Regions from separate parts of the Mus musculus genome. Here all the other regions are linked to region 6. Evidence: chromatin loops called from intact Hi-C (ENCODE). Cell type or tissue: left cerebral cortex. All regions are shown on one strand.

Region 1 (4,000 bases), 320 kb before region 6:
TTGTTGAAAACCAATTTTTCCTTCCTTTGTGAGAGGAATCAACTACAGATAGCTTCTGGGTTAAGGATGAAGGCTTGTGTCCACTTCCCCTGTCAGGCTCTGTGCATGCTGTCACAGTCTATAAACTGGATAGAATCTCTGATGATGGCTGAACAAAATACTAATCTATGAGTACAGTAGAATGTCGTTAGGAGTCTTTGTACTGCTATGTTCCTTTAGCAGAACAGTACTATTTGGTTTCCCCTGGGTCCATAACCTATCTAGTCCCAGGTTAATTGGCCACTAGAGCAGGGTGGGAATGGGTTCCATCTTATGTAATACACTTTAGTTTCAAGCAGAGAGTGGTCCCACAACTTCTGTGCCATTATTGCATCAGTGTATCCTGTAGGCAGATCATCATCATTGTAGATCACAGTGTTTGTATCTGGGTTGGTTTTAACTTTCTCCTCTGGTAATGTGCAGAGTAATTTTCAATACTGTGAACATTAGTCAGTTCTAGGTAGGGACCAGCCCAACTTCTCCATATTCAGTAAGTTATGTAGGTGTATCTTCAACAAGAGGACATTGCCATCAATGTTTGAAAACAACCAATAGCCTTGGCAATAACTTGGGTTATTTGGGGGTTTCAATGATGCCTCTGTATCCAACAACTCAATTAGATATAACCAATTTTCAACACTGAAAGTTTCATTTTGTAGACAGAGATGCCTAGTTGGGGCTTTGCCTCCTTTGTTATTTGGTAATTCCAATTTAGATTTCTTTCATACATGTATATATTTAAAGCCCCTTCTATTGTAGTAGGTTTCTATATAACCCCTAAATGGCCCTTAGTTCTAACTATCCCTTCCCATATTTCATCCTTTACCCTACCTCTTCCCTCACCCTCCCCATTTGGTTCTCCTGTTACAGTTACCCATGCCCCTGTCCACAGAAAACTATTATTCTATTTCTCCCTCCTAGAGAGATTCTTCCCTCCCCAGTAGTCCCTTAGTCTATACTTAACCTCTGTGGTTATACAGATTACAGCCTGTTATCTAAAACCTAACAGCTAACATTCACACATAAGCAAATATATACTTTTTCTGTAGTAGGCTGGCCTGATGTTGCTTGTATTCTATGCTAATACTGGTTCCACAAGAGGTGGTTGTCCCCAACGAGCAGACCATTATGTACTCAAGTGATGTCATCGTGAAACTTCTCCCCAATTTAACTGGTCAATAAAAGGTTAGAGACTGTGATTGGGCAGTGGAGAAAATGGTGAGACTGGAGGCCCGAGAGGGAATTACAGGTAGAGAGAGAGGGACAAGAAGAAGACAGTGGAGGAGGAAGCCAGCATGGACTAGAACCACATGGCCAGGAGAAAAAGAAAGTAACAAGGGTCCTCACAGCTGGGGAATAAGTTAGGATAGTCTTAGATCTGCCCAATCTAGGCATATGGCTTATAATTAAAATATCTGGATTGTGTGTCTTTTACACTGGCTTATTAGGACTGGAAAATCCACCAACAAATTGTCGCCCAACGTGGGGCTTAGAACTAAACTAACCTGAGATAAAAGTTCACCCCACCCCGACCCTCAAATATAAACAACCAGAGCTGTGTTCTAAAGCTGCAGCAAGGTCAAAAGCAAATGCTGAGTGGGTCTCAGGGTGTACAGAGAGCTATACACCCCTGCACATACCCCAAACAAAAGGCAGCATACCAGCACCGAGCTGGGATGTTAGGGGGCACCAATGTCACAACACAGTTGGAGTTCCCTTCGCCCCAGAAAAGGACCACAGACGCTGGGGTCATGGCTACTTGATACACAGCTGAAGATCAGCAGCTGAAAAATGGCTGCTAACTTTTCAAAGCCTTCTCACAGGCACATGTTTAAACAGGACAGCCAGACCTGCTCTCCAGACAGCTTGTACTGCAGGTTGCATTCTAGACAAAAACAAAAAACAAAAACAAAAAAACCCAGAAACCCCAAATAAAAAACAGCAATAGCTCAGAAGCACAGACACCTCAGTTTTTCTAGTCAGCCCCTACCTATGAATAGAAGAATCAGAAAGGACTGGAATGTCCTGAATCAAACACCAGAGGGAGACAAAGGTACAAGAAGCTCTGGATCAGGTAATAAGAACTATAAATTGATAATTCTGGGGAAAAAAAAGACATCTAAAGGTGACAAATAAAAAATACTGTGGTGGTTTGAATATTTGGCCCAGAGAGTGGCACTATTAGAATGTGTGATCTTGTTGGAGGAGGTGTAGCCTTGTGGGAAGAAATGTTTCACTGTAGGGGTAGACTTTAAGACCCTTCTCCTAGCTGCCTGGGAGACAGTCTGTTCCTGGCTTCCTTTGATGAAGATGTAGAATACTCAGCTCCTCCACTGCCATGCCTGCCTGGATGCTGCCATGCTTCCTGCCTTGATAAGAACGGACTGAACCTCAGAACCTGTAAGGCAACCCCAATTCAATGTTGTCCTTACAAGAGTTGTCTTGGTCATGGTGTCTCTTCACAGCAATGAAACCCTAACTAAGACAAATACATTCTAGATTTTATGTGATGCTATTTTGAACAGTTTGAAAGGGATAGATTTAAAGGCAACTGACAACTTGCCAGTTATCATTATTACAATCTTAAGTTTCAGTTTTATCCTAATAACCATCTTCATTTTCTATGTCTTCACAAAAAAACAAGTCCCTAAAAGAAATTCACTAGCTTTAGAAAAGGGATGTAAAGATTTTATGAAAGTGGTAAGGCAATAGAGAGAATTCAGAAAATTATAAACCCGAGTATGAAGACAGGAAGAGAAATGGGCTGAAAATTGGCAACAGGAGCTAGAAAAAGACTATAGTACAAAAAATTCAGAATTTCATAGATCAAACTTAGTAACAGAGAGATAGCAATAATATTTGGAAGCAAAGCCCAGAGGATAACTTAATAAAGTTAATAAATCAAAATAAATAAGATGTTACAATATCAGAATTACAACATAAAGAAAAATAAAAATTATGGAAGCAGGGCTTAGAATAGAAGATACAGGAATTTATAGAAAAGAATGAAGAACAGAGAGAGAAATTTAAGACTTGACAATACAGCCTAGAGGAAACACTGGAACAAAAGGTACTGGAATTTATCGCTCATGCGATAAGCAACAGAGCGAGGAAAATGAATGTTAGAGACAGGAGCTGGAAAAGATGCTAGAACAAAAGATGCAGAATTTTACAGATCAGACTGAACAGTAGAGAGAAAATAATGATATTTGGAAGCAAGGCCTGGAGGATATTTTATTAAAATTAATTGATCAAAATAAACATTAGAATATCAGAATTGCAATACAAAGTAAAATAAAATATGGAAGCAGAGCTCTGAAGAGAGGATACAAGAACTTATGGAACAAAAAGAACAAACAGCAAAAGGAAAAATGTAAGACATGGGAGCAGGCTTTGAAGAAGAGGTTACTATAATGAAGAAAATGCCAGGATGACAGAGAAACAAGCACTGGAGAGATAGGAAATATTGGCACAGCCCTTAAGAGAGAAACAATATATTAATCAAGGAAAATACTCAGGTAGAGACAGAAGATAAAATTAGAAAAAACCAACCAAAGATTATTAAAAAGCAAATTTTAGTTTATCCGGATAATATACAACAGAGACTAACAGACAATAATATTCCATTTAAATGGCAATCCATAGATATTTTACAGCTAAAAAAATTAAGGAAAATTTCACTAATTTTGGAATACATTTACCATTTGTAAAACAAGTCCTGACTTCTTAGGCTATCAAAAATAAAAATAACCCCCAAGGATGGGAAAGATATGAGAAAAGCAATATTAGAACCTGGATCATATTTACAGTAGTTCTCATGGTAGAGAAAAGAGGCTAAGGAGATAGATAGATAGCACAACAAAATAAAGTCAGAGGTATCAATTTTCTAAACATCAACTGCTTAGTGATTTTGGTCGTTTTGCTGAGATAGAGATGCAAATCAAATATGATGAAGAAACCT
Region 2 (4,000 bases), 610 kb before region 6:
CCAGTTTTAAAATAATTGGACTTCCAGTGTGTCAACCTGTATGCATGTATGCTTTCACAAAATTTCTGCTTCAGATACTATTATTTATATATAAGCGTGGCATAAACTGTGCATCTTTCCTGTTTTTTTCTAAACACATTTTCCCTTTTTTTTTTTTGTAAATGTCAAAACTTCATATAAATGACAGTTTTGTTTTTGTCTTGAAAAGAGCAAGTGTTTACCTACATTTATTAGGTGTTACAGAATGAGGTAAGATTCTTACCCTTTTTTTTCATACAAATTAGTTCCATCTCAAGAACTAAGCTCCAATGTATTAAAAATAAAATGAAATGTATTTTTAAATTATTTAGTGCATAGGCTTGACTTCAGTGTTTGGGAAGTTCCACATTGATTTGCACCAAAATTAGTCTATATTATGAGGCAAAACAGGATTTAGACAATGAACTGACTTCCTTTGTATAAGGGTAAAGGTAAAATATTTGGTACAGTTAAAACAGTAAACTTCTGTTTGAAAGTTGCCCTAGCTTTGTACAAGTCATAGTTATGTTAAGAGCATCATTAGAGGTCCAGAAATTTATTACCATATCCTCCTAAAAATGTCATTTTACTAATCTGTAGTCACCATTTCTAAATGTATTAATATTAAAACAGAATCCTTAGTTTTGTGTCCCTTTGGACATATTGTCTTCCTATCACAAGCTTTGGTAAATCCCCCATTAGTTTGGATTTCACATAGCTTTTGAATATATCTGACCACAGATGCTTACATTGTGCTGTATCGATCACTATTCTTACAACTTTAGCAATTATTTTGAAATAGGAAAAGAACAGCCACATTACCCTTTTTGAACATTTTAAAACTTAATATATTTTCTGTGGAGTGCTTAGAACTTGGGGTGTTTTAGCATCATGTAAGTGTATTTTCCAGACCATATTATATTGTTAGTTTCTAATAAGCCCTTTGTACTTGTAATTAACCAAAAACCATGAAGTTGCCTTGGAACTGTTTGTCATTTAAATAGCCTATTCATAATTCCCATTTCATGCTAAAGTTTAATGAACGAACACTTTTTGCTTAAAATCAATATTGGGTGTACATGGAGAAAGGATTAGGGAAACATTTTTTTGGTAGCTTAAAAACTACTCAATATCTAGCTAATTAATCTGCTAACATTGGTCTAATCTAATCTATATTTTATTTGTGTATTGGGAGGAAGCTCTCATATTTCTCCAATTTAAATGACATCACATTTGAAAAGGTAAATTTGGAGAATCGAGCTAAGATTAGAGGAATCCTCAATCTAAACTGGGCACCACACTCTCAATGCTGTTAACCTTTGGTGACAGGCTAGAACGTGGGTTCCTTCCTCCTTTAGCTGCATTTTTCCAGATCAGACTATTACGTTGCTAACGCGACCAACCACTTGTATACCTACCAAGCTATAATGCAGTCTTGGGGCTCCCGCTCAGAATATAGCCCAAACACAGGCTTTTTGCCTGTCTGTGATGCACTTTCATTTGCCACGGGGGCCAAGAAGGTGCGTAAGTGGGCGGTAGATCTGGTAACACTTCCACTGGGTGAACTTTGGGAAGAATCCAGGACGTGAATTTAATGGGTGGCGAAGCTGCGACAGTACTGTGAAGTTAGCGCGGCCAACTGCAGGAAGCCATGCTTCATTACACCCTTCATGGAAGCTGGCACCCTCTCCCAACCATTGTTACCCGCGGGCCAGTTCTCGAGGCACAGGCCTTCAGGTAGGTTCCCGGCGCCACGAGACGCCCCCGGGGGCGCCTCTCAGCGACCCCGGCCCCCACCGCACCCCGCCCCGCCGCGGCCTCTTCCTCATGCGCGCCCGGGGCCCGCGAGGCGACGGCCGCCCAACGTCCCGGCCCTCGTGCGCCCCAGAGCCCTCCGGTAGACTCACTCCGGCCGCGCTGAGCAGCCGACTCCGCTCGTCCCCCACCTCCGCACACCTCGGCGCCGCCGAGCGGTGCGGGGGAGGGGAAAGCCTGGAGGTAGGCAGGGGCCAGGGGACGCGGCGGCGCGCACGCAGGCCTCGCCTCTCTGGGCCGCCTCCCTCACGCCGGCCGCAGGGCGGGCCGACGCGTACGCCGGGTGACGCTCGGAGGAGGAAGCGCAGCCCCTTCCCCTCCCTCGCCGCCCCGGGCCCAGCGGGAGCCCCCCAGTGCGCCTGTGCGGAGGCCTGCTTGATTATGTGTGCCCTCCTCGGGCGGCGGCGTTAGCGGCCGGGTGGAGGTGGGGAGGGAGGACGCCGCGGAGGAGGAGGAGGAGGAGGAGACGGTGGCGGGGAGGTGGGGGGAGTCAGCAAGGACATGGCTCCTGACTCCTGTGCGGAACGTGAGTGACTGAGCGGCAAAGCCCGAGTGAGCGAGCGGCCGAGCGGGCGGGAGGGAGGGCGGGCGGGCTGGCGGAGACCGGGCCGGGGTCGGTCGGTCGATCGGGCTGGCGGGAGGGCGGGCGCGAAGGGCTGCGTGTGGGGAGCTCTCGGTGGCTTGCTTGTGTTTGTTAATGGTCCCCCCCAACTCCCTCTTAGATGGTCTCTAGCGACCGGCCCGTGTCACTGGAGGACGAGGTCTCCCATAGTATGAAGGAAATGATTGGAGGCTGTTGCGTTTGCTCAGACGAGAGAGGCTGGGCCGAGAACCCGCTGGTTTATTGCGACGGGCACGGCTGCAGCGTCGCGGTGCATCAAGGTAAACACCCAACCGCCCGCCGGGCCGAACCGGCCCGCTCCCAACCGTCACGGCTCCCCTCCCCCGCCCGGCGGCAACTGCCACCGCCGCCCCTCCCCCGGCCCGCCCGCCGCCGCCGCCGCTCCGCCCCCGCCGCCGCCTCGCCCCGCCCCCCGCCCCGCCCGGCGCGCAGCCCGCGGGAGCCCGGCGTGGTCGCCGCGGGCTCGGGCTGTGCCCCGGCCTGTGGGAGAAAGTGCGTGTGGCCCGGGCTATCACGTGACTCCGCGCTCACTCAAGTGTCATTAGGTGGCCGCCGGCGTCGGGCCGCGTCCTGCGCAGGGTAGGGTGGGAGCGCGAGACCCGCGCTGGAGTCACGGTGACGGCGCGTGGTGGCTTTGGGAACCGGAGGCCTCCTCCCCCTCCCCTGCCTGCTCCCGGTCTGCCGCAGCGTTGTCAGGAGACTTCCTGTGGCCTGGGACAACCTGCCTCTGAGTAGAGGGAGAGAGAGAGAAGGTGGGCCCTGCCCGCTGCACCCAGAGCTCTCTGGCATGGACCCTGCTGTTGGGGGCCACTGGGTGCTTCTGCGAAGACACTGGAAGGTGTCCCTGAGGGAGTGTCTGGGCTGAGCCGACCTGGTCATGGACCCCAAGAAGTAGTGCTGGTGGTGCCCCAAGAGCCTTTGGAGGTTGAGTCTATTTTTAGATGTTCTCATGGGGTGAATGTTTTGGGTACCCCCTTAATCGCCCCTTCCCTCCCACTCCCCCACGGGGAACTCTTTAGCATGTTTTTCTGCTTATTGAAGACTGTCCCTTTCAAGTCGTTAGGGGATTGGGGGTTCAGGACGAAAGACTAGATAATGTTTTTTTGGGTGACTCACTGTGTAGTCTTAAACAGATCCACCCTTCCTATTCCTGAAGTTAAAACTGAGTGTTGGAAGGTTTTAATTTTTACTTTTTATTTTTTAAATGAGACAGGGTTTTCTCTGTAGCCTTCACTGTCCTGGAACTTGGCTCTATAGCCCATAAATGGCCTCAAAATTAAAGATCCTCCTGCCTCTGCCTCTGGAGTGTGTCCTACCTGGGAAGTTTTTGTTTTTTACATAGGAGCTTGCTGTGTAGCCCAGGCAGGGTGCAGACAAGCAACAATTCTGCCCCTCAAGTATGGGAAATGAAGGTGTGAGCCTAAAGGTTTTGCTTTTTTTGGGGGGGGGTAATGTAATGGGAGGGTCTTCCCAAAGGGGAGAGAGGTAAATGAAAACATTTTTGCTTTAATTTTAGTTTTCATTTTCTTGAGTCAGGGTATCATC
Region 3 (4,000 bases), 90 kb after region 6:
TTGTAAACACAATAAGAGAAAAAGTTTTCATTGCAAACACCAATTCACTAGCTACAGATGTAGATGAAAGCAGATTATGTATTTTAAGTGGCTTTCAAGGCTAGAATTTTAAGCAGTAAACTGCAATAGAAAAGCAAGTTTGCAGGTATGTGATCTTTACCAAGGCCTGCAGCAGAAATCATTACATTCATGTGTTTGCAGATTATGTAACAGGTTTTAAGTGGCCAAGAGAGGGAGGATTTTGTGGTTAGAAAAGTGGAAATGTTCTATTTAACATCTGACCCTACTGAGTCCCATCTCGAATTACTGTTGATCAAATTACAGATGATTGGCAAGCCAGGTGGGAGGCAGAATGTGTCTGATGAATCTTCAATAAACATGTTGCCACAAACCTGTGCAATTATTATTAAAATCATGAACCTAATGCTCTTATATTTAAAATAGTGTCAAGAAAAATTGTTTTGCAAAGCACTGTGAGCTAGAGGTTGCGGTAAAAGGCTCATAATTTATCTTCTCCTAGTGATTTTAGAACAAGCAAAACAGCTTTGTGAAGATGCACTAAAACATATAATTAGAGATCCAGATTAACAGTTTTATAAGCATAATTGAAAGTATTTTTGTTTTACACAAACATGCATCTCAACTTTTCATACTTCCAAATGTTGAAAGCATGTAAGAGCCTATGATCTAGGAATTAGCTTGTATGAGGAAACACCAATTGAAACCAAATAAATAGAAGCCCAAACTTTTATCTCTCTCCCAAGCCCAAATATTTGGCAATGATTCTCAACCGATTGCCTTCTAAACTAGCACTTTAATGAGACAGTAATCCAGAGCCAAAACAGAGAGAGAAAAAAAAAAGTTTGTCATGGTTGTGAAATCTTTAGGAAAGTATACGTAACACCCAAACACTGCCAAAGAAAAGCTAACCTTGAGGGCAATTTTAAGTGTTAAGATTTGATGAGAAGATGGAATCCCAGGGCATCAAGAGCAAGGAGAAACAGAAAGGAAAACAGATACAAAGTAGCACGTTAGTGAACACTTGTGAGAAAGTACTGCTGACTGTTCCTAAACAGAAAGGAAAACAAATACAAAGTAGCACGTTAGTGAACACTTATGAGAAAGTACAGCTGACTGTTCCTAAACAGAAAGGAAAACAGATACAAAGTAGCACGTTAGTGAACACGTATGAGAAAGTGTAGCTGACTGTTCGTTCTGCAGCTTTCAGGCAAAGCTCAAGCCTTGGGAGTGTCCGTGGTAGAGACTGATATGCCGGGTAGTGTTTGTTTTCTGCCTCTGTGAAGGTTTGTCTCATACTGTTCTAACTCACCTTGCGCTGGGACCTTGGGCAGATAGAGGCAGAACATTCCACCATCAGGGCCCCTATAAGGAAGCAGGGTTGAATCTTTACCCTCATTTGTTGGGGGTTATCTGTCAGGGAGGGAACAGGAGTGGAACCCTCCGCAGAAAGGCCAGCCCTGGACACCACGAAGCAGAGGTGGTGGTGAGGTTGGTGGGGCTAAGTAAATCTGGAGAAGTACATCAATTGCTCTGGGTGTTCTTTAGGCAACAACATTGCCATATTGTTCTTTAGGATATTTTCTTTCTATTGTTGGAGTGAATCTACTCTTAGAGGACTTAGTTCTGAGAAGGATGCTTTTAAGGCTCATGTAAATTTCCTAAGCAGTAAATATTTTTTTCCTATCAGCTTGTCTCTCAGTCACCTACCCCCTAGCAGCAGCTTCTCCCCCAAAACAGACACCCTACTTCGGCCAACTTTTGAGGACATTATTTTACTTACAGTTTGAGCAGAATAAACTTTATATACCTTTAGATTACACTTCTGTGAATTGTGGCAACTGTGATGTAATCACCACTGCTTTTGAGCTATAAAGTTATTGTCCAGCCTGCAGTGTACTACTTTCGTTTTCTGGCCAGGCAAAGGCTTTGTTTACAGCTTTTAAACATGGACTCTAGTTGGTCGTGATCTTTTCTGCGATTTTCCTCATGTTATGTTTTCAGATCCTTGTGAGTTGTTACCTGTATTAACACTGAGTTAATGCTAGGTTCCTTCTTGAGGGTGTGATGTGCTTTTAGACAGTGTTACCTGCATTATCCTCATTACTCCTCACCATCCTGACCAGAACAGCACTCCACTGACCAGAACAGACACTGGTAAAACCTGCTCCCTGGAAGTGGGCGCAATCACCCTCGGATGCAATCCAGGCCCAGAACGTCCCCGAAGCTGGAGCTGGGCGGCCGCTGGGCCACTGGAGTGCGCAGATGACGGATCCTCAGGCTCACAGAAGGTAGAATCCTGGCCAGAAAATAACCCGAACTCGGTCTAAGGCAGCGGTTCCGGGAGCAGCATGCTTATAAGAGCAAGGACAAACCGCACTACACCCGGCGTTTCCCTCCGCGCGCGGACGGCTCTACTTCCCGGCTGGGCGCTTGGCTCGGGGATCGTGGGGCTCGTAAGCTCTCCGTGGGCGCCTTTCCCGATGTCGTCGCTGGGCTTCCCGGGAGCAGGGGTGGCCGCGCTGCCGCCGCGCGCTGCACAGAGCTGACCTTGTTCTGCGCGGTGTCTGCTTGAATGGCGTCGGGAGTTGGGGTCGGGACGCGTGGGCCCAAGGCGCCCCGGCCTGCCATCCCCTCGGGCCCCGCAGCGGACTTTCGTTTTGTGCTGAGCGCCAGGGCATTGTTCCCCTACTCATGGACTCACCGGGTGGCTTTGTCTGTCGGCCTTCCTGGGGCGGAAGGAGGGCAAAGGCTGGGGCGTGGATTTGGATTGTGCACCACCTTCTCCTTTAGCTTTGAGCCACTGGCCGTTGTCCCCTTTAGGGTTTTGATCTTTGGGTTTTATTGTTTTCTTGTGCTCAAAATTGCGTACAGAAGCTAGTTTTCTGGCTCTTTGCACCATCATCTTGTGTTAGGAGAAAGGAAAGAAAGGAAGGAAGGAGGGAAGGAAGGAAGGGAAGGAAAGGAGGGAGGGAGGGAAGGAAGAAAGAAAGAAAAGAAAAGAAAAGAAAAGAAAAGAAAAGAAAAGGAGGAAAAGAAAGGAAAGGAAAGGAAAGGAAAAAGAAGAGAGGAGAGGAGGGGAGAGGAGGAGAGGGGAGGGGAGGGGAGAGGAGGGGAGGGGAGGGGAGGGGAGGGGAGAGGAGGAGAGGGGATGGGGAGAAGGAGAGGAGAGGAGGAGAGGGGAGGGGGAGAGGAGAGGAGAGGAGGAGAAGAGGAGAGGAGAGGAGAGGAGAGGAGAGGAGAGGAGAGGAGAGGAGAGGAGAGGAGAGGAGAGGAGAGGAGAGGAGAGGAGAAGAGAAGAGAAGAGAAGAGAAGAGAAGAGAAGAGAAGAGAAGAGAAGAGAAGAGAAGAGAAGAGAAGAGAAGAGAAGAGAAGAGAAGAGAAAAAAGAATATGAGGCCTCCTCGGGATGGTGTGCAACCCTTGGCAGAAGCAATGTGACCTCGGGGCCTAGGGGAGGGAATTGACCTGTGTTAGAATTAGGGTTAGGGGTCCTATGATTTAAGACTATCCAAAGCAAACGTGGGAAGAAACTGAAGTCTAAGAAGTCATCATCTATTTGTTCATACAACCTGTCAGGAATGAGAAAACAAATAAGTAATAGCAAATAAATAATACCAGCAAGGCGGAATGTGAGCTCAAGGCTGGCTTTAGAACTACTTTTCGCCAATTACCTCCCACAGTCATGACATTTTAAACCTTTTGCATACAGTTTATGTATTTGCTTATTGGTTTCTCTCCTTCCTGTAAACCTACTAAAAAAAAAAAAAACAAAACAACAACAACAACAACAAAAAAACACAGGAGTTCACTTTTTTTCCCTGGAGCCTAGTATGTTATTTGGCAATATATACAGCATTGCAGATATTTACTGAATCAGCAAGTTAAAAAAAAAAAAGCATTACTTAAAGGTCCTGTGAGTTGAGGATAAACATACCACAGGACACAAGGAAAATGGTTCTTAACTCGCTTTTACTTTTTGA
Region 4 (4,000 bases), 650 kb before region 6:
AGGCGCTAACACCTACCCCAGGGACCATCGGCCATCCACCCGCGGGGCGGTTCCCAGGCCCAGTGCCCAGGGGGAGGGGAGTTCCCACGGTGTGAATTATCCGCACACTCAATGCCAGCAGCCGGCCTTCAAGCCCTGTGCGTTCCAGTCCCGGCTCTCCTCCGCCGCTCCCGGGTCATGGGTGTGCCATAGTCCAGGGACAGTCTGCAGCCCCATGCTCCCAGGCGCCAACCGAGAGGGAATAGACTGAGACCTCGCGGAACTCTACTTGCTCATTCATAGGGTTTCCTCCAAGAAGCTGAAGTTCGTGGAGGACACTTTCAAGAGTTTTCATGTTTATCAGTCGGTTCAAGAAAGAAAGAAGAAAAAAGAAGTATAGGATAACACCGAGCAGAGGTCGCTGAAGATGCGAGACGTAGATCCCACACAGGCTGGACGCGTGGTCCAGTCCTATAGTACGTGCACCTGTCCACGAATTTGCTGGGAGTGAGAAGATTCCGAGATTGGCCAATCTCATCCCATGCTCACAGTCACTTACGTATAATAAAGAAAAGTAAAAGTTTGCTTTCCAGTTATAGAAAGGCCTTGAAGCAAGATTTAGGCATCCTCTTACACTGCTGGGAAATATCAGTGTGACTTGTCGATCCATAGTGGGACATCCAAAGAAGAGGTTCTGCAGATGGTGAGGCCAAGGGTCCAGAAAATAACATCAGTGAGGGACAGACTCCGGGATTCTGGTCCGTCAGGCCCGTTTCGCTTGGGGGACCCTTGCGCACGAGGGTGAGGCGAGAACTACCAACCTCCACCCACATTCACTAGCGTGATAGATTATCAGGCAGTTCCACCTTAAGAGTCCCGGAGCGCCCGGCTGCGGAGATCCCTGGCACCTGCAGGGGGCGCTGGTGCCTCGCGGTTCCTCCCGCGCCAGGGCACAGCAGGCTCTGCAGCTTCCAGGCCTTAGTCCCCGGAGGGGGTGGGGACCCTAGGGAAGGAAGGGCGCGGGTGCGGCCGCTAGGTAAGGAACCCGAGCCCTCCAGGATTGAAAAACAGCCTCAACGAGGCGCTAGCACCATGGAGCTTTCCGTCATTCGGGCCAGAGAGGAAGTGCAAGCAGGCGCCCTTCCCTGCCCCCACCGCCTGCCTTCCTGCGTCCCTCCACCTCCGCTCTCCGACCCCGGCCGTGCTTCCCAGACCCTTTGTTCTCCAGGTTGGGAGCAGCTGGATGGGTTCCCCGGGGAGGAGGTGTCCCCGCTGCACGTGGAGGGGAAAGGATTGTCCCCAGGCTTCCGACCCTCAGTTCTCGCCTTTAGAGTCCCCTGAGCCCCACCGCCCTCTACTTGGGCAGCTCCGTGCGGGCTTTCCCGCCTCTCTTTCCACGTCGCGGCCTCCCGGGTCTCCAGGAAGAGGAAGGGTAAAGACTGACGCCAGGGGCTAGAGAGACCACGTCTACTTCCAGGCGCTGAGAAACTCCTGGGACTCGTTTGGGCCTGAACCCACACGCCCGCCGCAGGTCGCAGAGGACATCCTCGGACCTTGGGCGCATGGTCCCGGCACAGCCTCTCTTCGTGAGGACCCCAGAGCCCTAGAAGGGAGAATGGGACATTGTATGTCGCGCCCAGGAGTCTGATTGCAAACGAACGCCCTCTCCACCCCACCCTAGGCGGCACCACCCGCGTCGCCCCTCTGCTGCGCGTGACCCCAAGGGCTTGGGCGATTGTGTCTCCCTGAGTACAGTTACAATTGTGTTCGGCTTAATTTCTTACTTGTTTGAAGGCGTCGCGGAGTAAAGCGAGGGGAGCAGGATGTGGGGTGGGGGAGGGGAGCTAGAGCGCGAAACTGCGGGGGAGGGGAGGGCAATTGCACAGTGAAGGGTCCCGTGTCCGAGGTGACCAGGCAGCACTGCTTATCCAGGCCCAGAATCTGGGCCCAGGAGCCGTAGCCCGGCGGAGCTCTCCCCAGCCTCCGCCCTGTGCACCAATCTCCGCAGACTGCAGTCCTCATTCCTCGCACTCCAGCACGTTTGCTCTCGGCCGGGTTGGGGGAGGGTTCCGTACCAGCAGGGTGTCACCAAGTAGGTGCAGCGGCTGGAGTAGCTGCTCGGCCTGTGGATGTAGGCTCCAGGCTTACGGGAGCCCCCCTCCCGCCTCTTGGCTTGACCCAGGTCCTCACTGGCTGGTCTAAAGGCGCGCTAGCTCTTCTCTCCGCAGCGGGTTCCGGGGGACACACCCCGTCCCCACCCCTGAGAGCTGGCGGCCAGCTCGGTATGCCAGGCGGCCAGACGGGCGCCCTGCCAAATTCCGCGTTCCTCTCCAGGAGACGGGGAATTGCGTCCCAGGCTCGGGAAAGCCGGTAGTTCGGGCTTGGGACTGGCTTGCAAAGCCTCCCCCCCGCACCCCCAAGGCGCCAGGGACGCCTCTGCAGGTTGGATTCCTGCTCCGTATCACTTCAATTTTAATTAATCTTTTAAAACACCGCTGTCACGTCGCTTGCAGAAAATTAATCAAACTTGAATCCTTGTTGCATAGCAAGAATTTCGATCCAAGTCTTTTAAAAAGGACTTGACTTTGCAAAGTCACGTCTTTTACAGTTCCTTCATTCCCCCTTTAGCAAGGGAAATACTGCAAAAGTCAGGACATGTTTGCTTCTTTCTGCCTTTAAAATGAAACTCTGCTTATTTCTGATCTTTATTTTCCTGTCTTTGAACAAAAAAAAAAAAGTTAAGCGATAAATTGCCTACCCCTGTTAATTCAAAATATAATTAGTTTGAATGATCTTTGTTTAAGAGCCCAGATAAACTAAGATAATCTTAATTTTAGTGTGACACGACCCCTATTTTTCCTTGTGAATAATGAGAATAAAGAAGTCATTAATTAATACCAAGGTATCTTCATAAAAGATGGTATCTAGTGGTGCTGGGACACTGAAACACTGGTTGTATTAGTAATTGATACTGTATAATTGAACATGAAGATAGTCATCTGTTTTTAACCTCAAAGCTCGGAGTTTATTTCGTGATTACTGAGCTTCTAATAATTAATTTTAGTCCCTTCTTGATGCAAAAATAATTCTTAAGAGTCCCAGTTTCCCATGCAACAGAGGCTGCTTGTTAAAGCCCACCCCTCAGAATGGCTGCGAAGCTATGCCATGCAGCAACTCTTCCTGTTCCATTATTAGAGGTGAATTTGCACCTCTGCCTTCATGTCTAATCACATTTCCCTTTGCTGTGACTTGCTAAAATACAAGAACATACGTATCTTTGTATTGCTGCTTTGTCTCCTTGCTGTAGTCAATTGACGCAGCTTAATACATGATTCCTAAGACTTTCGATATTTTACGTTTCTAAGATTTGAAGACGAATTCCATTAAAGAATCAAAATTTTTGTAGAGTGGTTGCCACACACCAGACTCTGATCAAACCCACAACCTGCATTAGCTTACACCTTTCTGTTATTAAAACTGCAAAACACATTCCCCCTTTCTAACATGAACTGAAAAACAGCTACTGCAGTTTTCTGGACTAAATTTAGTGTTAGTACAACTTTTGGCCTTAATATAAAATCCTCTCCACAGTAATAAGGTCTTCCAAATAACAATGGATATTTAGACTCTAACTGTAAAGTGTCTAGTTATTTCTCACCATGAATTTGCTAATGGCCCTGCCTTTTGACCAATCTAAAAGGCCATATGATGTTTTTCTCATATGTACAAAGTTAGGAAAACCTTGTGATATCTCTCTCCAAACACGTGTCACCCCAAGTAAGTATGAAGTATTTTATACCACATCAATATTCTTAGAATCTACTCTGCTCCATCCATCTGAGCATCCTGCTTAATTATCAGCACTAGTCCTGAAACTGTTGGAAAGTACTTCAGCTTCACTCTTTAATTCTCCTTTACTACAATTAAAACTTTCGGTCAGTCTATGCTGGTGTAATACTCTTTTCTTGGATCTTATATTTTCCCACTATAATTTAGGCTGAAATGGGATTAAAACAGGATC
Region 5 (4,000 bases), 630 kb before region 6:
GGGCTAGACCACTTGCCTGTGGAACTACTTTGATTTTAAGTGCAAATATAGATAGTCACCTCTGATTGTCACTTGCAGTAGAAACTCTCCTGTTCTATACACAGGATGGCCTGAAACAGAAGTTTAGAGAGATGCAGAAAAAAAAAAGCATAAGGTAATAAAATCCAAGTGCCTGAGTTCTAATACCAAAAAGCCCTGAAATCAGTTATTTTTCACTTGGGGTGTTATGACTCTTTTTCTTGGTTGTATTTACTGCTTGGACACTAGGATGAGTTAGACCATTAAACATCCTGCTATTAAGAGAAATGTTTTAATTGTTTTGAAAGCTTGAAGAGTTATCTTCAGATCAGAAGACAAGCAGGAGCACAGCAAGAGTCATCCTATTTTAAATGTTTGGGTGAGAGCGCAGAAGGGGCTTTTCCAGTTGCAAGGAGTGACTGTAAAGGTTAAAAAAAAAAAAGTATTTTTTTACTTCTCACACAATGGGCAGCTTTTAAATCAGCATCCAATCAGGACTCAGACCCCCAATCTTTCCATTAAAAAACAAAACAAAACAAAACAAAAAAACAGTTAAGTGCAACTACTATTGGAAAGGGAATCTGGGTTTAGAAAAAAAATAAAAAAGACACCCCACAAATAAGAGCTCCAGAAAATTACATTTGGGCTCACAGAAACTTCTTGCTACCTCATTGTGTAACCATGTAACCTAACAAACTTTCACTGAATACCAGTTACACTTTCAGGTCTGAAATCTAGTGCATAAACTTAATGGCTCATTGTGATATTTATTATTCAACCTTTTGACATTTATTTGTAGCAGTTGAATTGAGGTACCGGTGCATTATTACCATTGAAACAGTAAAGTGTTCCAGCTCTACCATAATAACTGAGTGTTACTTGAGTCTTTAGCCTGAAGTAGTCTGTGGTATGTAAACCAACCCTTCTCCCACCCCTCCCCCACCATAAAAAAAAAAAAAAAACAACCCGCAATGGGAAAAAAAAGTAATCCGATTTTTGTCTTCAAAATGCGATAAACCAGGACTCCAAAAGGGGTGTAACACCATTAATGGACTTGGTACAAGCCATCCTGTGCAGTTTACAACAAAAGGAAGGTAATATGGTTCGAGAAAATATCTTCCAAAACATTTTTTTATGAATTAAATTTCCTGAATTTGTGACTAGGTGGAAGAGGTATTGCAGAACCGCCCAGCTGCCATTTCCATATAGGATGGGCCTTGTGAGGAGGTTGGGAATCCTTAGTGGTGTTTAAGGAATACGCTGGCCACAAATCCCCATCCTTCCCAATAATGAGTGAAGGTGGACAAGGAAAATTTGCCATGAAATTAAATGGCCTTTTCACTGCTGATGCTACATTGCTGGCTACCTTTTTGCGTCTGTTTAAAACTGTAAAGTCATCCAGTGTTCCTTCATGTGTCTCAGTTTTACCTGTAGGACGAGGGCTTCTAGCTGATTTCAAATTTGGTTTGACTGGAGGTGTCTGAAGGACTGGTCGTTTGCCCAGTACTAGTGTCCGGTAATTTTTTCTCACCCTGGCACCAAATTTATATTCCCCATCCTCAGGTTTTGGAGATCCTAAAGTGCATGAGAGGCCCTGACTCTGAGCCAGTGGATTTAAGGAAGGCGTTTCTTTCTCAGGGCATGCAAAACCTTCCTTGGCTGTGGGTACCAAGGCGTCCTCCTCCTTCTTCTCAGTCATATTGTAAAACTCACCCTCGGCATCATTGCACTCCCACTTTAGCTTATTTGTAATAAGCTCAGGTTCATATTCTTCATTAGCACTACTGTCTTCTACTTTGATTTTAATATTGTGCAGAAATGGCAATGTCTTGTCACCTGTACCAGTGCAGAGACTCTCAGCTTTAGTTGCTGCTGCTGCTGCTGCTGCTGCTGTTGCTGTATCCACTCTGGGATCACTTTGAAGAGAGGGTAAATCCGTAGCAAATTCAGGACAATGAGGGATTTTGGAATCTTTTCCTGAATTTGCTGTTGTTCCACACGAATCATTATTTAAGAACCTAGCAGCTATTGTGCTGTTTTCTGCACAGTGTGTAGTAGGAGTTGCTTGTAGGCATTTCCTAGCCTCTCGGAGTATTCTTTGTTGTGGAAATACATTGTTTGTCTTTGGGCTAGGTGAAGAGGCCCCCTCTGCATGGCAGTTAATTGTCAGGTCAGTTCTCTTTACAGTACTGGATATTTCAGAGTGTGGGAATGTAATCTCAGATACCCTATCGTTTCTTATCTCTGGGAAACAACTCCCCAAGCTGGCCGGGCAGTACACCGGAGTCCCTTTGGGAGCCCAGCTCTGCAGACTCCACTCCTCTGGTGACTCGGCTTTGACACTACTCTTGAGGTCGGGAAGTCGGCCGGCATCCTCGAAAGCAGCGGGTTTGGTTGCAGCGGCGGCGGAGGCCAGATGGTACAAGAAGTTGGCCTGCGCCTGCACGCTGGGAGGCTTGCAGAAGCTGGTGCGCCTGAAACGGATGCTCTGCACTGACACTTGGCTGGACCCGGAGCTGGAGTCTGACTCGGTGGAAGAATCCTCCTCCTCCGAGCTGATTTCACTGGAATCCGAGGCCCCGCTGCCCCCCTCTTCCTCCTCCTCCTCTTCCTCCTCCTCCTCTCCTTCCTCCTCCTCTTCCTCTGAGGACACCGAGTTGCTGGAGCTGGACAAACTGGAGCCAAAATCCGAGTCATTGGCTGCATGGTCGGAGTAGGAGCTGGACTCGGAGTCGCTGCTACAACTCTCGGGAAAGCTTCCTAGATGGGGTTGCGGCCGGTGGTGATGAGAGGGGTGGTGACTCGGCGTTGGCTGCTGGGCTCGGTGGTGATGGTGATGATGATGGTGGTGATGGTGATGGTGGTGGTGGGGAGGCGGGCAGAAGCTGTTGACCAGATGAAACCTCTCCAAGCAAGTGGCCCCGGCCGCCGCCGCCGCAGCAGCAGCCGCCGCTGCTGCCGCCGCCGCCGCCTTGGCTTTGTAGGATCTGGGCAGCAGCAGCAGGCGCCGGGCTCCGGCGTGAGGCGGGAGCAGGCAGTTCTTGGCGCCCCCGCGCTTGCGCTTGCAGCGGTAAGTCAGGCTCACTGGGCCTCCCGCGCCGGTCGCCGCCTTGGGCTGAGGCCCGGCAGTCTGGTAGTAGGCGGCGGCGGCGGCGGCAGCAGCAGCGGCGGCGGCGGCGGCGGCGGCTGCAGCCGGGTGCTTGCTGCACAGCAGGCTCCGAAAATAAGCGGGGTCCGAGTGGAAGGCGACGTAGTTTCCCTGGAGCTGGGCAGTTTCATAGTTTAAAGAGGATTTGCAAGGCGAGCGAACGATCTCCGGGTAGTGGGAGCCCGGGTATTTGCTAAAAATCTGAGGTAGATGGGCGGCGGGGCGCGCGGCGGCGGCGCCCGGACGCTGGGACTGCGCGCTGATTGGCAGGGGCCGCGCGGCTCCGCTCAGGCCCCGCCAAAGTTGGTGCTTGTCCTTCCAAAAAGCCGGGCGGGGGCTGGCGGCGGCGGCGCGCTCTGGCGGCGGCGCCTTTGTGGCCAGGGCCCGACCGACTCTCCTTCGCTTGGTCTTGAGCACACGCTCGGTTTTGCAGGATGTGTAGAGCGCTTCTACGTCTTCCCGGGAGATGAGCGTGCATTTGGCCGCGTGGAAGGCGATACTGTTGATTGCTTTGAGTTTCCGCAACTCCTCCAGATCGCAGTGGTGCTTTTTCACTTTCAGATGATCCATGCGCTTGTGCACGGTCGTCCTCGGGATGTTTTTCAGCAGATCTGTGAAGACTTGGGAGAGAGCAAACATTTGCTTCCCTTTAATGATGAGGTAGCCGAGCCTCACGCCATCCACCTCTTCGAAACCTGACTTCAGGTCTCCCATCTCGGGCACTAAATGATCCCCACCATTTGCAGTAAATATATACGTGACGCATACATACACATGTATGTATGTTAATCCTCCGCCAGATGCTGCGTGTGTCTCAAGGCATCCTGCTAATAA
Region 6 (4,000 bases):
GGTGTGCTTTCACTCTTTTGAACTTGAAGATGAGGTTCAACAGTCTTTAAGTTCAGAGTGGAATGAAACGAGTTAAGAAGAGAAAGACACCATTGAGAAAATCCTGAAAGTTTTTCTGTAGATACTACAAAATTATCATTGTCTTTCAGTATAGGCAGATCTCTCCCTCATATAACTGATGTTTCTTGGCGCTTGGAGTACCAGATAAAGGTAAAGATAACAAGCTTTTCTGTAGAGGGAGTTAGAGGAACTTTTTTTTTAAAAAGGTTAGAGTTAAAGACTGATGTTTTGTGTTGTTTTAGACCAACCAACTTCATAAGATGTACCGACCTGGATATTTGGTGACCTTAAATGTAGAGGTATGTATAGATCCTTGTCTAAAAATTATGTGTAATAAAAATTTTCATTTCCTTTATATAAACAAACATTTTTTTCTTCCATAGAACAATGATTCCCAATCCTACCCAGAGATTAATTTTAGTTGCAACATGGAACAGTTACAGGTACAGTATTAGGACCTTTAAATGTTTCTTTCAGTGGGCATTTGAGAACTGTTATGGAGACTTTATAATATTCCCAGCATCAGGTAATGAAGGTTGGTTTAGGTTTTAATGGCAAAGAGAGAATGGAAAGCAGAAATTTAACATAGATTTCACTTTTAAAAGTAACATAGTAACATCCCCAGTAGCCTGCATTTACTGGTGCCCCTAATTGAAAAATAACTTTAAAGTTTGAGTTCAGCACACTTTCTTTCATTCCATCATGCATCTGACTCATAAAACTGAGCAAAAGTAAGAGATTGGAGAATGCCTTTCACAAATTAAACTTCCAAAGTTTTAAGCAGGAGTTTTAAATTACCCTATAAAGGGAAAGTTCACACAAGTTCTTAAAACTGTTAATATTTTCAGTGTAAAACTGAAGAAATTAAAGTCTTCGTTGATTGATGGATATGCTAACGAATTTCTTACCAATTAAATAAAATGAAGATCATTCCTGAAAATTTGAATGAAATTAAATGTTCCAAAGACATCTGTAGTCACTTTAGAGTAAATATTAGCGAAACTTTAAACAGAAAATGTGTGTGAATCATAACCTTCCTTAGAGAAGTTGAGAGATAATTTAGATATTCTCAGCCTGCAAAAATTCTGTTAGAAATTCCCTTTTAACTAGAACTTGAATACCTGATTGGAGGACCAGATCCAGCAGAAGAAGCGCTTCTTTTCCAAAGGGCTTTGCGAGCTGTTGAGCTCCCGTGGACTCCTTAGGTGTTCTTCCTTCCGACTGTGTTCTTGCAGCTGCTTCAGAGTTGCTGCTTCCTCACTTGTATGCCCAAGTTGTGACATGATTGTACATCTTTTAGGACTTGGTGGGGAAACTTAAGGATGCTTCAAAAAGCCTGGAAAGAGCAACTCAGTTGTAATTTGGGGAGGCTGATGACCCCAGGAGCCTAGAGGAAAACCAGACGCGCCTTGTCTCCTGCTGGACCATCGTTCGCGCGAGCTGGATGTCATTTTCAGTGGAAAAAGAGCTAGCACCCTTTTGAAGTGATGCCAACCATCAATTTTGACACTTTTTTTACACATGTGAAATGGTTAAGAGGGAGACTCTTAAGCATCTGGATTTTCAGTATTACTCTTGCGTTCCTTCTATCTTGAGCGTCTTCAAGCCCTATTAAAGTATCGTACCCTGAATAAATACGGTGGTATTCCCACAAGAAGGGCGGCATTCTGTTTGGAGTTTGTGTGTGACTTTGACGACTGAGTGTGCCAAGCACATCTGCCCTGCGTGGGCTCGGACGCCTGCCTTGCCCCAGGTTAAGTGTTTCGGGAAAGGTGTGCGGCCGGGCCGTGCTCGCTGCCCGGCCCGCCCGTTACCTGCGCCCGGCCCGCCCGACCCCGCGAGCGGAGCCAGCCCGGCCGCTGCCCGCGCGCGCCTCTTCCCGGCCGCCAGCGGGCGGGGCGGCCGCTGTTGTTTCCGCGGGCCCGATCCGGCGCAGGTTCGGCAGGGCCGAGCCGGGGCAGCGGCCGGGCGCCCCCGGCGGCGGGCCCCGCGGACGTGTGCGCCAGAAGCAGGAGACATGGTGGGGGGCGGGGCGGCGTGCGGGGCCGAGCGGGCCGCGCCGGGAGAGCGGCGTGTGGCGCTGTGGAGAAATGCCTCCGTCGCGGCCCCGGCGCGCTGCGCGGGGAGGGGAGGGGGCTGGGCGCGCGGCTCGCGGCGCGCTGCGAGGGGAGGGGGCGGCCACGGGCCCGACTACACCGACACTAATTCCCAGGCCGCCCTTAAGGAATGAGGGGAGCACGTGACCCGGCGGGGGGCGGGGGAGGGGGCGGGCGGACTCCGAGCCATTTTGGAGCCGGTGTCAGTTTCCACTCTGCCTTCAGCCGTGCATTTTTTTCCACCCTCCCCTCCCCCTCCTGGTCCTCCCTCCCCTCCCCCGCCACCCGGCCCGCAAGCACACTCGGCGCCCCCCGCCCGCCCGCCAGCCCGCCTCCCCCACGCGAGTCTGAAATCATAATCGTAGTATTAAAGGCAGAGATCGGGAGAGACAATGGGGAGGTTGGCGAGGGAGCCCCGCGCAGGCTTAGCAACACCTCCCGGCCCCGCAGAATAATACGGCTCGGCCCCTCTGCGCGCCCTCCCCCGAGCGCGGCCGGGAGGCGGCGGCTGCGCCGAGGAGGAGGAGAGGCCCCGAGGAGGCGGCGGCGGAGGCCGCGCGGAGGCGGAGGAGGCCGCGCGGGAGGAGGAGGCCGCAGCGCGCGAGCAGGAGGCCGGCGGGGGAGCGGCATGAGCGGAGCGCGGCGGCCGTGGCTGCTCTCGGCCGCGCTCGGTGCCCATTGACAGCGGCGGCGGCGGCTCGCTCCAAGATGGCCGCTTGGCTCGCATTCATTTTATGCTGAACGACTTTTAACTTTCATTGTCTTTTCCGCCCGCTCAGATCGCCTCGCGCCGGCCGCTCTTTCCGGGTACGTAGGAGGCGAGGCGCCGACGGGCCGTGGCCGGGGACTGGTGGGGGTCGGGGCGGCGTGGAGGGGGGGGGGCGGAGGCGCTGACAGCGTGGGCAACCGGCCCGCGCCCCGCGCCCGCGCCCGCGCGCCCGCCGCCTCCCGCGGCGCCGGACGCCCCGCAGCCCGCACCAGCGCCGCCTGACCGCGCTCCAGCCGCTCCGGCCGCCGCCCGCGCCCGGCCGCGCCGCGCCGCCCCACGTTTTAGTTCCCCGCTCCCCCGAGCGCCCCTCGGCACCCTCGCGCCGCACATGGTCCCCGAGAGCGGCACTTGTGTCTCCAGCCTGCGCGGCTCCCGCGGCCGCTGCGCCCTTTGTTGAGAGGTAGACTTTGCTGAAACGGGGACGGGATCCCGAGATCGGGCGCTGCCTGGGTCCAGTGGCTTCCCTCCTCTCCCGAAGAAAGGGCTCTGGAGGTCTTTGAACCTCCAGGGAACGCCCCCATTTTATAGGGATGGGTACTGTGGGGAACAGCGATCCCGACGAGGTGGGTGTTAGGCTGGGGGGAGCCCCGACAAAAATGTTATTAACTTAAGTTGGAGGGACACTTGTGTGAAATTGGATGGCTGGTAAGATGGCGGTTCCCAGTTGTTTCCAAGGTCTTGTGCATTTGTGTTGGAAAGGGTAAAGTTTTCAAGGTGGTATTTGTTGGGAGTCGAGGACAGGGGTTCCATACGTACTTGGGGCGAGCTCTCAAGGAGGTGGGCATTTAAAATTTGAGCTTTGTTTTGGAGTGAAGCCGGTGACTGTACGTTAGCCTTGCTGAGCGCCCTTTCTCTCTCCACTCTCACCCCTCCTTTTTTCTTCTTTTCTCTCGAAGACACTACAACTTTCCCCTTTGCTGTGGGATGAGCTGAGACTTAGGTCCATTGCATTTTATAGATTTTGCTAAATGTCAGAATAGGTCATGAAGTAAGGGGATGGATGCTTCGGAGAAGGAGCACTAACGCGTTGATTGCTTATGTTTACGTAGTCATTTGGACTTGACAGCGCTGGAGC
Region 7 (4,000 bases), 460 kb before region 6:
CACCCTTAACGACAGTCCACAGGTACTTACGGGACAGGGCCTCTCTAGAAAACCACTCTTTAACAACATGCATAGTGGCTAAAAGCAGAAGCAGCTCTGCTGGAAGTTGGAGGCTGAAGCCAGAGTGCATCTTTGCCAGGCCTGTTCTTCAATGAGAGGAAGAAGACCATTGGCTTCCTAGGGACTTTGTGTGTGGTTATGCCCATGATAATAGGTCAAATTGCCACCACCTTCAGGAGGCCAGCTGGGTCTGCTTGACAGACTTGGACTCACATCTTGGAAAGGAGGGGTTGGGGAGGGAGTCATGGAACAGTTATGTGAGTAGCCAGGCAACCCCCACTATCCAGCTGTATGCAATTCTGTTCTAATTGCATGTGCTTTAGGGTCTCTGGAAGGTGTTAGACTCTGTAGGTAGGAAGGATTAGGGAAGCTGGCTCCCTCAATGAAGCCTTGGGAAGACACCATCCCTTCCGGCTGCAGACCTTCCAGTGTGGCTGCTTTAAGGTCACCTCTGCTCCAACCCATAAGCCCTCATCCACTGTAAGTAACCCTATATAAACTATATAAGGTTAGCCTGCATGGACTTTGGAGTTGTTGGTTTGTCTTTGAGACCTTAGGCGAAGGGGCAGACATTGAGTTTTGGCAACAGCTCATCACACTGAGAGGCCTTACCTGCTAACAGTAACATACTGGGTACTGAGGTGTCATTGTGTAGAACTGGGCATGACCACAAACAGCACACTGTAGCCAGTGGAGCACATCTCTTGCTTGGCAGCAGTTTGAAGTTTCCTTCTAAAGTTTCAAACAAGGGGCTGGACTGAAGTTCAATTTCCATCACCTACATACATGGTGACTTACAGCCATCCATACAACAGATCTATGGGATCCAATGTCGTCTTCTGGTACACAGACATACACAAAAGCAAAGCATTCTCTCCAAAACACAACAAAACTGAAGAACAAGCCCAAAGCGTTTTCAAGTTTCAAACAAAAGCAAGAAATTCTTTAAAAATTTTAGATCCATGTATTCATGTGCATGTGTCTATGTGGGCTCGGATGTGTGTGCTGTACCACAATATGAATGCAGAGGTCAGAGGACAGCTCCTGTGAACATGTGCTTGCTGGAGAGTGAGTGCAGACTGGCAGGCTTAGCAGTCAGCGGTTTTATCCACTGAACCACCTTCCAGGCTTAAATTTCTCATTTGACAATCAAACTTATTTGCTTTATCTCAAATTCCACCTGGTGCACCTGTTTTTCCCTCCTTCGCTGGCCAACAGAGGACCTCATATTTTTGGCACCACACTCTCCCCTGGAAACACAAGGAAGGCCTGTAAATGGCACCTTACAGCATCTATAATTGATTCATTCTTTCTTTCTTTTTTTCTTTCTTTCTCCCCCCCCTCTCTTTTTCTTTCTTTCTTTCTTCCTTTCTTTTTTTTACTAAGGCACATGATGTTTAGAAATACTGAGGTACAAAATATAAGTTTCTGCATGAGATTTCTCGAGTACTTGTTTGGAAAATGATGGTCATTGATCGTCACCTTCCAGAAGATTCAGCTTTTAGCCTGCTTTTTCTTTTGGACCAGTTCAACCAGCAGCTTGTATCTAGCAATGCAGTCTTCCTGTGGGAAATAAAGAAAGAGGTGGTGACAGTTCTTTCTTGGGTCAGTGCTCCTGGTGCTGTCAGCTCGCTGTGACCTCTCTGCGAGTTACTGCCCAGTCCTAATGAAGAAGCCTGTGTTCATTTCCTTTACAATCTTCTGGGAAAGCCTAGTTGGTCCCAGGCAGACCTGGTCAGAGAAGATCTGCTGCAGGAATAGCTGAGGGTTGCCTATGGAGTGCAGTGTGGCGTCCCCACTCAGCTTGCTAACCCTTCTACCATGGGAACTCCCTCTCATCACATCCCAGTCCAGAGAATCCAAGAAACCTGGGGCTACAATGCTCTCATGCTTTGCTCGTGCTTCTCCCTGGTGGCTGCTGGGACCTTCCTATGCAGCACAGAACTAGCATGGACGGTACCTCATGGAGTGGGAAAGGTGGAGAAGATGGAAGGAAGTGGCCGCTATTTTCAGGTGGGCATGATATATATTTTAGAATCTATTCTCTTCCTGTCTAGATGATACCAACCCTATGGTACTGTAAGCATGTTAGTTCAGGGTCCAGGGCAAATGACTGCTGTGCTAAACAGTGTCCTTAATCAGGTACCCGGGACAGGATGGGTGCATCAGTGTAGGATGAGCATCTTGTGGTGAGTGCCTCCCTACATTCCACCATCACCCACCCATGCCTTCAAAGTATTAGCACAGAAACAGCCATGGCCACTCAGCATTCAGCCCTCAACAGGACAGTGTGGGTAGTGCTGAAGGCTGAGCAGGCAGGAGGCAGTGTCTCCTGACAGAACCTGAGCTCCCTCCAAGGCAGCTGACACCAGATGGTCAGTGGGCATCCCTCCCGCGCCTGTGGGGTTAGGTTGCAGTCAAAGCTAAGGGATACTTGTGGGCCATGGAAGCCCTGCTCCTCTCTGGGGCAAACAAGAAGGTTCTGCTCCTCTCTGCTGCTTTAATTTTGAGCAAAATTCAATTTATTACACATGTAAATGGCTGAGTCTGACAGAAGTTAGAGAAACTCAGTGAAATAATTACTTTCGGCAAACCAGCTGTAGAGATTGGAAGAATTTGTGCTTAAAGAGATTAATTGCTAATGGCTTATTTTTCTCTCCAGAAACTCAGTTTCATCAACGTAAAGTAGGTAGACCTGTGCACTCAGGGATATGCATGGCCACAAGCTAGGCTTTCCAACATAGAATTTCAATTAAGGAATTCAATGTGCCCAGAGGCTGCTTTTGATTTCTGTGTGCTCCGGGTGCCTCACACTTGGAACACAGCCTTCAGGGAGCACTGGGGAGGACGGCTGGCCTGGAAACCTTACCCAGGAGCTCCAAGCCTCCCAGTACAAATCACAGTGGTGGGGAGGGCACATTGGGCTCTCAGCAGGTCACCTCTGCTGTGTTTGAGAATGGTGTCTTAGCAGCCGCTCATCTCTGGGTGGCCAAGTGCCACCAAAACCAAAGCATTGCCACACCGAGTTACGCTGACAGTGTAGGGGTTGGCCCTGCTCACCCTTTGGGTCACACTTGTCACAGAGCCAGGGGACCCTACCCCACCTTCTGTGGAGCAGGGACACTTCTTGGCAGCTCTGTTTCACTCATAAAGTACTTCCTGAGTAGGACAAACTTTCCAGTAGGCTGGCAGGCTGCAGTGGGAAGTTTTTGTTTCTTTAAAAATATGTACACATGTTTAAATACATACACACATTATATATCACATATATCTATAATAAAATATATTACATGTATGTATGTTTGTTTGTGTGTATACATGAATGCATGTTTACACGTGTGGCCAGACACATCCTGGGACAATTTGAGGGAGTTGGTTCTTTCTTTCCACCATGTGAATTGCAGAGATTGAGCCGTCAAGCAAGTTTGAAGGCCAGCACCCTTGCCCACTGACTGAGTTCTGTTTCATAGCTCTCATTTTCTTCGAGAAGAGCGAGCTATTCTGCATAATGGCTATTCTTAGCATCCTGACCTCATCTCTACCTTGGCAAGTGTGCAGATTCACGAGCTGAGGAGAGACGAAGACAACTGTGAAACACAAGGTCCTGTAGCCAGTGGGGCATGGAAGAAAGGGCTGTAAGCCGGGGAAGGAAGCATGGGTCCACCCACTCCCCTGCAGTGTTACATACCTTACTCTTAGACGGGACACATTTGGCTATTTTGTCCCAGCGGTCAGAAGCTCCTTTAGGGTATTGCTGTAATGCCAATTCCAGAAGTTTCTGCTGACTCTGAGTCCACGCCTCCTCTGCAGCACGAGTTCTTTCTTTTCGTTGTTTCTCTTCGTCACTGGAATCGTTTTGTTCTGATATATCAAAGTCTTTTTGCCTCTTTCCTCTCAGCTTCTCCTCTGGCTCCACTCTGGTTACAGCCTCAGCCGCCCT

Evidence for each region. Peaks named below come from ENCODE experiments on the same cell type or tissue, not always from the same donor. Only the 100,000 strongest peaks of a DNase experiment are listed, where the experiment ranks them.
Region 1: it touches region 6 in a loop (2.9-fold over the local background); 2 of 42 quality-filtered maps call a loop at or near these places.
Region 2: a loop joins it to region 6, with 5 times the contacts of the local background. A loop is called at or near these places in 16 of 42 quality-filtered maps.
Region 3: it touches region 6 in a loop (2.3-fold over the local background); 12 of 42 quality-filtered maps call a loop at or near these places.
Region 4: a loop joins it to region 6, with 5 times the contacts of the local background. A loop is called at or near these places in 17 of 42 quality-filtered maps.
Region 5: a loop joins it to region 6, with 4 times the contacts of the local background. A loop is called at or near these places in 20 of 42 quality-filtered maps.
Region 7: a loop joins it to region 6, with 2.3 times the contacts of the local background. A loop is called at or near these places in 3 of 42 quality-filtered maps.

What each region holds. Positions count from the first base shown.
Region 1 is chr2:18,353,422-18,357,421 of GRCm38, forward strand. The region is part of intron 1 of Dnajc1 (DnaJ heat shock protein family (Hsp40) member C1); the gene reads right to left. Among named protein-coding and RNA genes, the nearest start is that of Dnajc1, 37 kb to the right of the region's middle. In left cerebral cortex, a CTCF peak has its summit at 2,077 (motif pointing right); a DNase peak (open chromatin) is centred at 2,074.
Region 2 is chr2:18,062,480-18,066,479 of GRCm38, forward strand. It overlaps Mllt10 (myeloid/lymphoid or mixed-lineage leukemia; translocated to, 10), which reads left to right and starts at 2,106. Exons shown (of 23, transcript NM_001252560.1): 1 at 2,106-2,385; 2 at 2,556-2,715. The coding sequence starts at 2,556. In left cerebral cortex, a CTCF peak has its summit at 1,662; DNase peaks (open chromatin) are centred at 1,561, 2,090, 2,679 and 3,053; H3K4me3 peaks cover 2,644 bases; H3K27ac peaks cover 2,108 bases.
Region 3 is chr2:18,764,710-18,768,709 of GRCm38, forward strand. No RefSeq gene overlaps it. Among named protein-coding and RNA genes, the nearest start is that of Gm3363, 5.8 kb to the left of the region's middle. In left cerebral cortex, no CTCF peak of the experiment used is centred here; a DNase peak (open chromatin) is centred at 2,450; H3K4me3 peaks cover 1,981 bases; H3K27ac peaks cover 1,148 bases.
Region 4 is chr2:18,026,657-18,030,656 of GRCm38, forward strand. All of the region lies in intron 1 of Gm33085 (a long non-coding RNA gene), which reads right to left. It overlaps A930004D18Rik (RIKEN cDNA A930004D18 gene), which reads right to left. Exons shown (of 2, transcript NR_028376.1): 2 at 1-1,582. Gm17762 (predicted gene, 17762) reads left to right here and starts at 593. Exons shown (of 1, transcript NR_028378.1): 1 at 593-3,921. In left cerebral cortex, CTCF peaks have their summits at 897 (motif pointing right), 1,101 and 2,347; DNase peaks (open chromatin) are centred at 28, 907, 1,363 and 2,187; H3K4me3 peaks cover 2,694 bases; H3K27ac peaks cover 1,742 bases.
Region 5 is chr2:18,044,460-18,048,459 of GRCm38, forward strand. Skida1 (SKI/DACH domain containing 1) reads right to left here and starts at 3,990. Exons shown (of 1, transcript NM_028317.3): 1 at 1-3,990. The coding sequence starts at 3,880. The coding sequence ends at 1,151. In left cerebral cortex, no CTCF peak of the experiment used is centred here; DNase peaks (open chromatin) are centred at 1,699, 1,876, 2,472, 3,128 and 1 more place; H3K4me3 peaks cover 2,923 bases; H3K27ac peaks cover 2,304 bases.
Region 6 is chr2:18,674,507-18,678,506 of GRCm38, forward strand. Commd3 (COMM domain containing 3) reads left to right here. Exons shown (of 8, transcript NM_147778.4): 5 at 150-210; 6 at 303-359; 7 at 444-503; 8 at 1,361-1,725. The coding sequence ends at 1,420. It overlaps Bmi1 (Bmi1 polycomb ring finger oncogene), which reads left to right and starts at 2,512. Exons shown (of 10, transcript NM_007552.4): 1 at 2,512-2,963. In left cerebral cortex, CTCF peaks have their summits at 2,096 and 2,328; DNase peaks (open chromatin) are centred at 1,336, 1,507, 1,761, 2,241 and 4 more places; H3K4me3 peaks cover 2,567 bases; H3K27ac peaks cover 1,994 bases.
Region 7 is chr2:18,215,703-18,219,702 of GRCm38, forward strand. Dnajc1 (DnaJ heat shock protein family (Hsp40) member C1) reads right to left here. Exons shown (of 12, transcript NM_007869.3): 11 at 3,749-4,000; 12 at 1-1,623. The coding sequence ends at 1,555. Among named protein-coding and RNA genes, the nearest start is that of Gm39761, 21 kb to the left of the region's middle. In left cerebral cortex, a CTCF peak has its summit at 2,345; DNase peaks (open chromatin) are centred at 2,407, 2,953 and 3,636; H3K27ac peaks cover 596 bases.